Regions from separate parts of the Homo sapiens genome. Here region 2 is linked to region 1. Evidence: chromatin contacts called from ENCODE Hi-C or POLR2A ChIA-PET data. All regions are on one chromosome and are shown on one strand. Each heading gives the region's core, a stretch centred on a gene start or an enhancer-like site at or near the end of the contact. The rest is flanking DNA. Distances are from core to core; before and after follow the strand shown. Region 1 overlaps BBS9 (Bardet-Biedl syndrome 9). Region 2 holds the start of FLJ20712 (a long non-coding RNA gene).

Evidence for each region. Hi-C counts contacts between places; a loop is a spot of excess contacts on that map. ChIA-PET counts read pairs that join two places held with the same protein, here RNA polymerase II (POLR2A). Pooled maps may share reads with other maps.
Region 2: a loop to region 1 is called in a map of endothelial cell of umbilical vein, with 2.3 times the contacts of the local background. The contact joins the promoter of FLJ20712 here to the enhancer-like site in region 1. A Hi-C loop is called at or near these places in 2 of 168 maps with a recorded cell type or tissue (PC-3 and endothelial cell of umbilical vein) and 1 of 50 pooled maps. POLR2A ChIA-PET finds 5 or more read pairs at or near these places in 2 of 52 experiments (AG04449 and endothelial cell of umbilical vein).

What each region holds. Positions count from the first base shown.
Region 1 is chr7:33,589,309-33,593,164 of GRCh38, reverse strand. All of the region lies in intron 21 of BBS9 (Bardet-Biedl syndrome 9), which reads right to left. Among named protein-coding and RNA genes, the nearest start is that of FLJ20712, 130 kb to the left of the region's middle. Within about 2 kb of position 2,089, at least 2 of the 41 ENCODE cell types and tissues checked have a DNase peak (open chromatin) inside an H3K27ac peak, as active enhancers do; they include PC-3 and endothelial cell of umbilical vein, where a contact is called at or near this core.
Region 2 is chr7:33,723,766-33,727,621 of GRCh38, reverse strand. It overlaps FLJ20712 (a long non-coding RNA gene), which reads right to left and starts at 1,641. Exons shown (of 2, transcript NR_165282.1): 1 at 1,513-1,641; 2 at 1-94.

The DNA.
Region 1 (3,856 bases), core at 840-3,339:
GTTTTCTAGTTTGAAAAGAAGGTATTTGTGATTTTTTATTTTCCATTTTGTTTCTAAATCCTAAAGAAGTCCAATGTACAATTGGAAAGACACATAATTTTAAGATATTTCCATTTCAAATACTTTCCTTTTCTAACTCCCTCTTCAGAGACCAATACTCTCTCAAAAGTACACATGCACAAATAAAACATTACAGCTACAGTTGAGAAAGAAAGGAAGCCAATGGTTCTGCAATAATAATTTCTCAAAAAAATGAAATGAAATGAAATAGTAAGAGCATAACTCCCCTTTGCCTGGACACCACATAATAAGAGAGCTAGTGTTCTTCACAGCTTTCCCTCTTGCATCAAGTGGCTATTCATTCCCCAATGATCCTGGCAACATTTCTTCAACTTGAGTTTCTTTCCACATCCCAATTAAAAGCCATAATCTTGACCAAATTGTGTTGTTTTTAATAATGACAGAGTCTAGGTGGTGATTAGGAAACTGAGAGTCCAGCTGGGTCACTGGCTTGGAAACAGGTTGAGAGAAGACAGAAAAGAACACAACAGCTCTGGAGTGTGCCTGTTTTATCATATCCTTCCACATAGGACAAGGAAACTGAAGAAACACTCAGGACTCATTCCCAGGCAACTCTACTATCTAGCGATATATTTGTTTAACAGCCCATTAAACAATGTCGTATTTTAAAGAAAAGAGAAATACACACAGAGTGGCAAACTAAACCATTGATCATAGAAAGGGACACTCTGAAAGGGGACATGACATGGCAAGTATCATGTATCTTGAGCAAAGTCAAAGTCTGGGCCTTCATTCCCTTTCCTTTCAATGCAGAAAATATAGCATGTGCTTTCTGAGAGATTAGGATTAAATTAGATGCTTGTAATGGGGCTCATCACAATGCCCGGCACAGAGAAAGACTCCCAGTAAATGTTAGCTATTATTTTCAGTTCTAACTCCCAATATATATTAGTCATTACAAGTTACAGCCAAATACACATGAAACTGCAGGCCATGAATACAGCATAAATTTATATATGACTTTCTAAAAAACGCTCAGGTAAAAAAGTTGAGGATGGAGTAAGTAGACCAGTGGTGGAATGTTCATAGCTGAACTCAGTGGTGAATGGCAAAATTGTCACCAAGGCATTAAAAGTAATTCACATGAAAATACTGTACACATCCCTTTTAAAATGAAACCACGGATAGTCTACTATCATAGATAACCACTCCTCTGAGATTACAATAGGAATTTTTAAAGGGCTCAAATGATGATGATGATGATGATGATGATGATGGCGACGACGGCCAGGGGTACATAATCACATTCATTGTTTTCTATTTACCAGCAGTGCTATTACTACTGAGAAATGCAAACCCACAAGATAATATGACACAAATGGATGAAACATTAAGATAAAAGGGTAAAACAGTGGTAGGTTTGCTTTCTCATGGGAAATCGTAATGGCCAGCAGCTGAACCTTGAAAGAGGAAGTCTGCTGATCTAGTGTTACTAAACATAGGAGGCAGCCAAGGAACAGAGAAATAGAGCAATGTATTTAAATGTATGCCTTGAAGGAAGCAAACACCAATTATTTTTATATGACTTTAATTCTCCCAGTGAATACTTTACGGGTGTTGGCAAGTCCTTCTGGAAAAGGAAGGGATTATTAATGAAGGATTCAGTGGCAACTGCTCACCAGTGCTCTAAGAAATAACACTTAACAAAGAATCATTTAGTTCACACCTCATCTCTAAAGACATAGAAATTTTAAGGATCCTTTTAAAAAATAGTAAAATATTACATTCACATGCAAAGCCCTTTCTATTTTAGTTTCCAAATGATTCTATAGCCTGTGTGATAAACAAATCAGCTTCCCACAGGAAAATAAACATATAGAGGGAAGGAGTTAAATTTTTTTCCTCTTATGCAAAGAGTAGGTGCTTAATATTTACTTGTTGACTTAAAAAGGAATTCATGAAACTTGAGGAAATACAGCCTTTAAAAAAAAAGTCATCATTTAAGAATGTTCCACCACATCCTTCCAGGATTGTGGGCTGAGCACAGCCCACTAATGTATAGGCTAGTAAATCTAAGGAAATGACCAATCAGCTCCTGTATTCTATCCTGTTTCTCCAAAAACATAACCCATTCACTCAAGCAAATTCCTATATTATGTAAAATGAAATCTCTCTAGCTAACTGCCTGCTCTTAAAATTCTCCAGTTGCTTCAAAAGCATGGCCTCTGGAGCTAAACCGTCAGAATTTTAATCCCAGCTCCATGATTATTAGTTTTTTTTTTAAAAAAGAAAAACTATTTACTTGATCTTTCTCTGCTTCAATTTCCTTATTTGTAAAATGCAGATAATAATTATACCTAGTTCATAGGGTATTGTAAAGATTAAGTGAGTAAATGGATGTAAAGCGCTTCAAATGGTGCCTGACTCATAGTAAATGATACACAAGTGTTATAATAATAAGCATTTACAGCATCAGCATCATTTTTGCCCTATACTGCCAAATTATTCCAGTCTAAGCCTGAGATTCTCATGTAAGATGAGTGGGGAACTGAAGGTACAAAGGGTAGTAAATTTTAGGAAGACAGAGCAGCAACTATAGCTATCTAGGAACACCAATAGTTGGGTTAAATATTCAAATAAAACCTTAATTGGTTGTCTGATCTGGTAAAAAAAAAAAAAAAAAACAAAAAAACAAAAAAACAAACAGTGGCCAGTAAGAAATAACAGCTTTGTAAAGAAAGAACAAAGATTAGGGTCCAGATCAATAATAGAGGACAACAATATACATCAAATCAAGAAAAATTAACTATCTCTTGACCCCACTTTCATGCCAGCATTTTCTTCCGTTTCTTTGCTCCTCTTAGCAGCAAAGCTTCTCCGAAGAGTTCTCTATATATGCTCTTTACAACTCTTCTTTTTTCCTTTCTCTCACACATCCATCCCAGTCTAGCTTTTGCCTCTGCCACTCTACAGAAGCTGCCCAAGATCACAATGATCTTCACATGGTTCCATCAATGGGCTAATTTTCAGCTCTCAGCTGACTTGATCTGTGAGCAGCATTTGACACAGCTGATCATTCAGTCTTCCTTGAAACTTTTTTTGCTTGACTTCTAGGATACCACATTCTACTGCTTTTCCTGTTACCTCACTGCAGGCTCTTTTTCAGTATTCTTTGCTGGTTCCTTCTCTTCTCCCAAACTTCCTAAAAGTTACAATATCCAGCACTCAGTTTTTGGTCCTCATCTCTTTTCTAAACTTACTCCCTTGGTGACTTTATCCAGTCTTCTGGCTTTAAAGTAACATTTTCATGCTGACAACTCCTAATTTTGTAACTTCAGCCCAGATTTCTCTCCTGAACCCCAGATTCATACCCAACTTCTTACTTAATATCTCCACTTAGATCTCTAACAGCATCTCAAACTCAACATGTCCCAAACTTTACTCTTATCCTTCACAAACCTTTCCCATCTCACCCCACAGCCTTCCCCATCTCAACTCCACCCTTTCAGTGTCTCGAGCCAAAACTACTAGAGTCATTCTAAATTCCCTTCTTCCTCTCACATATCATGTCCATTTTGTTAGGAAATTCTATTGTTTCAACATTTGAAATATATCCAGAATAAGACCATTTCTCACCACTACTACCACTTTGGTACAATCTATCATCATCTCTTACCTGAATTACAGTAATCTGCAGTTTTGCTGTCTGCAGTTTAAGTTACCTGCAATCAACCACAGTCTGAAATATTAAATAAAAAATTCCAGAAATAATTCACAAGTTTTAAATTGCACTCTGTTTTGGGTAGTGTGATGAAATCCTGGGTCATCCTTCTCC
Region 2 (3,856 bases), core at 392-2,891, 130 kb before region 1:
CAGCAATGAGATCTGACTTCAAAAACACAGAGCCGCGATGTCCACTTCCAGAACACACAACATCTGGATGGATCACCAACAAGATTCCTGCGACCTGAGGTGGAGGCAGGGCAGGAGGCGTGCCTCGGGCCTTGTGGCTTGTGGGGAAAACCTGTCTCCCTCGCAGCCCCCCACCCCCCTCCTTCACTCACGCCTGCATTGTTGTGGGGCTCCCAAGTGAGTGTTCTCTAAGCACTCTAGTGGCCTCATTCCCAAACACTCCTCCCATCACTTTATCCCCAGCTCTAAAAATTGTTCTTGCTTCCTCTTAGCCTAGAGCAGTGCTTGAAGGAGGATAGAAATTTCCTGGGGGTCTTGTTAAAATGCAGGTTGTGATTCAGCAGGCCTGGGGTGAGCCCGGGCTTCTGCGTGTCTAACAAGCTTTCAAGTCCAAGGATGCTGTTGGTCCCAGGACCACACTTTGAATGGCAAAGGCCAGTACGTATGTCCCAGATTCCTAAGTCTGGTGTTCAAAACTCTGGGCCCCTCCCCCTAGACTACCTTTCTTACCTCCTTGATCTCTTCCCCACCCCTGCGATGCTCCGGGCAGAGTCACCTGCCAGCCCACAGGCACACCCACACCCCAGCTTGCCCACCGCGGGGGTTCTGTGCCCACCATTTCCCTCAGCAGGAAAGCTAGCACCCAGCTCTGCCGTTCAAATCTTACCTCCTTCAAGTCCTAGCCTTCCCATAAAGACCATTGTCTTCCTTACAGGAAGAGCTGCATTCCAGAGCCATGGCATACAAAGGGAACAATCTCTGCTTTCTCAGGAAGTGTCAAACCCAGACACTGTTTGGGAGAGACAGATCTGGGCCGCCTCCCTAGAGTGGTGGAGCAACCCCTGAAAGCTGCCTTGGCTGGGACCATGGCTCTCCGATGGGAAGGCCTGCTGCATGATGGCCCTTTCGGAAGGGCATTCACTAGAGTCTGGTATGCTTAACAATTTGGAAACCAGGGTCCGTCATGCAGTGAATACATGTGTCTGAGAAAATCTGGCTGATACAGATAGAATTTCATTTTCATGCTTCACCTTGGTAAGGCCAAATACCAGCTAATGAAAAGTGGATTATGAATTCTTTTTCTTTTTGAGATACAGTGTCACTATGTCGCCCAGGCTGGAGGTGCAGTGGTTCGATCTCATCTCACTGCAACCTCCACCTCCCGGGTTCAAGCGATTCTCATGCCTCAGCCTCCTGACCTAGCTGGGATTATTGGTGTGCATCACCACGCCAGGCTAATTTTTGTATTTTCAGTAGAGACGGGGTTTCGCCATGTTAGCCAGACTGGTCTTGAACACCTGGCCTCAAGTGATCTGCCCACCTCGGTCTCCCAAAGTGTGGGGATTACAGGTGTGAGCCATCGCACCTGGCCTGTACTTTCTATAAAAATATTTTATACCATCTGATATTTAACTGGAAAATGACTGCAGAACTCTTAGCCATCCTTTGTTTTAAATATTCAAAAGCACTTACCTGACACAGGCCCCTAAGAAAGGCTATCTGGGGCACTCTTTTAGTTTTTCTGTTTTATTCCTGATGGTGAAATTCCAGCCAAGATTTTCTGGTTGTGGAACCTCTTCTGATTCTGCCGTTTCACTGACTGGAAATGATTGCTAATTGGAATGAAAATTTTCATCTTATCTGCCCCTCTGTTATTTTGCAGAGGAGGGTGTGGTGTTATCAGTTTGCAGTGGGGTTTAGGGGTGGTGTCAGCCTTGCAGAAGGTTTGGTGGGTTTTCATTTCCCTGGCTTTGCTATCTGCTGTTTTGAGGGAAATGGGTAACCGGATCTTAGAATCCCTGGATGTGAAGAGATAACATTGACTATAGGCAATTCTATTTACTGATAAAAATAATATAGTTTTCAAACAGTCCCACAATGAGTCACTTCTAAATAGTCAGAAATACATTTCCTGCTATTATTCTTTGAGACTGAATTGATAATTTTATAAAATTACTCCCCTCACTAAGGTAGTCCTATTGAATGCATGCCGAATTTGCAACATGGTCTTAAATCTGCAGTACCCTGGTCTTTTGGGACCCACCAGATATGAATCAAAGTCCCGAGCATATTCTCTCATAAGAAATGTACTCTACTTGCTTCTTGCTGTTCACGTTACCAAGAAAAAGAAATGTATTCTACATCTAGCTCCCCTTCCTGAAAATAACAAAGAATAGCATCAGAGCAAGAGTCAGACAAAATCTACTGGCAAGAGTCCAGAATGTCAGGGCACTAGCTCTTCAGCCATCCCCCTCTTTGGCAAAAGGCAAACATCACAAATCACTGATAAGCCAAAGCCTCATCTAAGCACCGAGTGTGGCTGTGGGCTCTTGAAGCAAAAGTCAAGAGACCTGGATGCTATGTCCTGCTGCTTTGCCCCTCAACAGCTTGGTTACTTTGGGCAAGTCTTTTAATCAATGTGAGCCTCAGCTTCCTTATCTGGAAAATGGGGTTAACGACTGCCCCACTTACCTTGCAGGATGGCTGTGACAGTCAAGCCAGATTGTTCCTGGGCAAGCACCTTCTAAATTTACACAAAGAGGTGAGTGCCATGTGATTGGCAGGGAGTATCCGCTGCCGGTTCTGGGGCTCAACAAAGCAGTTCTGTCTTCTGCTGTGCTCCCAGCCTTCCCTCCCAACCTGGGTTACCTTTTAAAGATAGAAGAATTGGCTGGGAGCAGTGGCTCACGCCTGTAATCCCAGCACTTTGGGAGGCTGAGGCAGGCAGATCACGAGGTCCACAGATCGAGACCATCCTGGCCAACCTGGTGAAACCCCGTCTCTACTAAAAATACAAAAATTAGCTGGGCGTGGTGGCACACACCTGTAGTCCCAGCTATTCGGGAGGCTGAGGCAGGAGAATCTCTTGAACCCAGGAGACAGAGGTTGCAGTGAGCCAAGATCGCTCCACTGCACTCCAGGCTGGTGACAGAACAAGATTCTGTCTCCAAAAAAAGACAGAAGAATTATGGGGGATAGGGGTCGAAGTGGAAGAAGGAAAGCAACAGATATTTTAGAGGGATCAGAGCCCTGTCCATTTCACATGTGATTCTTTGAATCTGTCTCCTGCATGTCCTCACTGAGTCCCCAAACAAATTCCCCAATCCCATCTTGTCACCCAGCTCAGTAACAGAATTAGTTAATCCCAGTTAACCTAGATAACTTATCTTTTCCCCATTCCTAAAGAACAGAGGCCATCATTGTGTCTCCACAGGCTCTCTCAAGGGAGATTACCCTTCATCTTCTCCAAAAGGTGGAGAAGGAGACAGTCCTGATAGAAAAGGGAACCTTCAAAGGATTCTAGTGTCTCCCCGGGACTGGAAGGGAAGGGAGCTGTGATCCCAGGTGTGGAGGCTCTCCTTCTCTGGCAACCCTCGGGAGGTGACAGGGCCTCAGGGAGAAATCGTAGCAATGGCAAAGCTCTGCCAAGGAATGGTGGAGCCACCAGCCTCCCAGGAGCATGAGGACTTAGCAGATGAGCACATCAGTAGTCACCCCTGTGGACCGAAGACCAGAGGACTCTATCCAAACGATCTGGGCGAGTGGCCACAGGAACTGAGAGGAAGGGGCATTTCAGGAAAGTCTGCAACTGAATTTCCTACCATCCTGGCAGGATGGCTACAGTGGCATATCAAATTTAGCTTAAAGTAATAAAAGAAACATGAAATTTCTTATGCCCTATAGTTAATGTAGAATTCACATGCCTGCTATCTTTCTGATACATTCTGGCAGATAACCCTGCTTTCTTTGGATACTCCAGAATTTGGGAGAAACAGTTCGAAAGATCAGCACAAGCTCTTTCTGAAATTACCTTCTG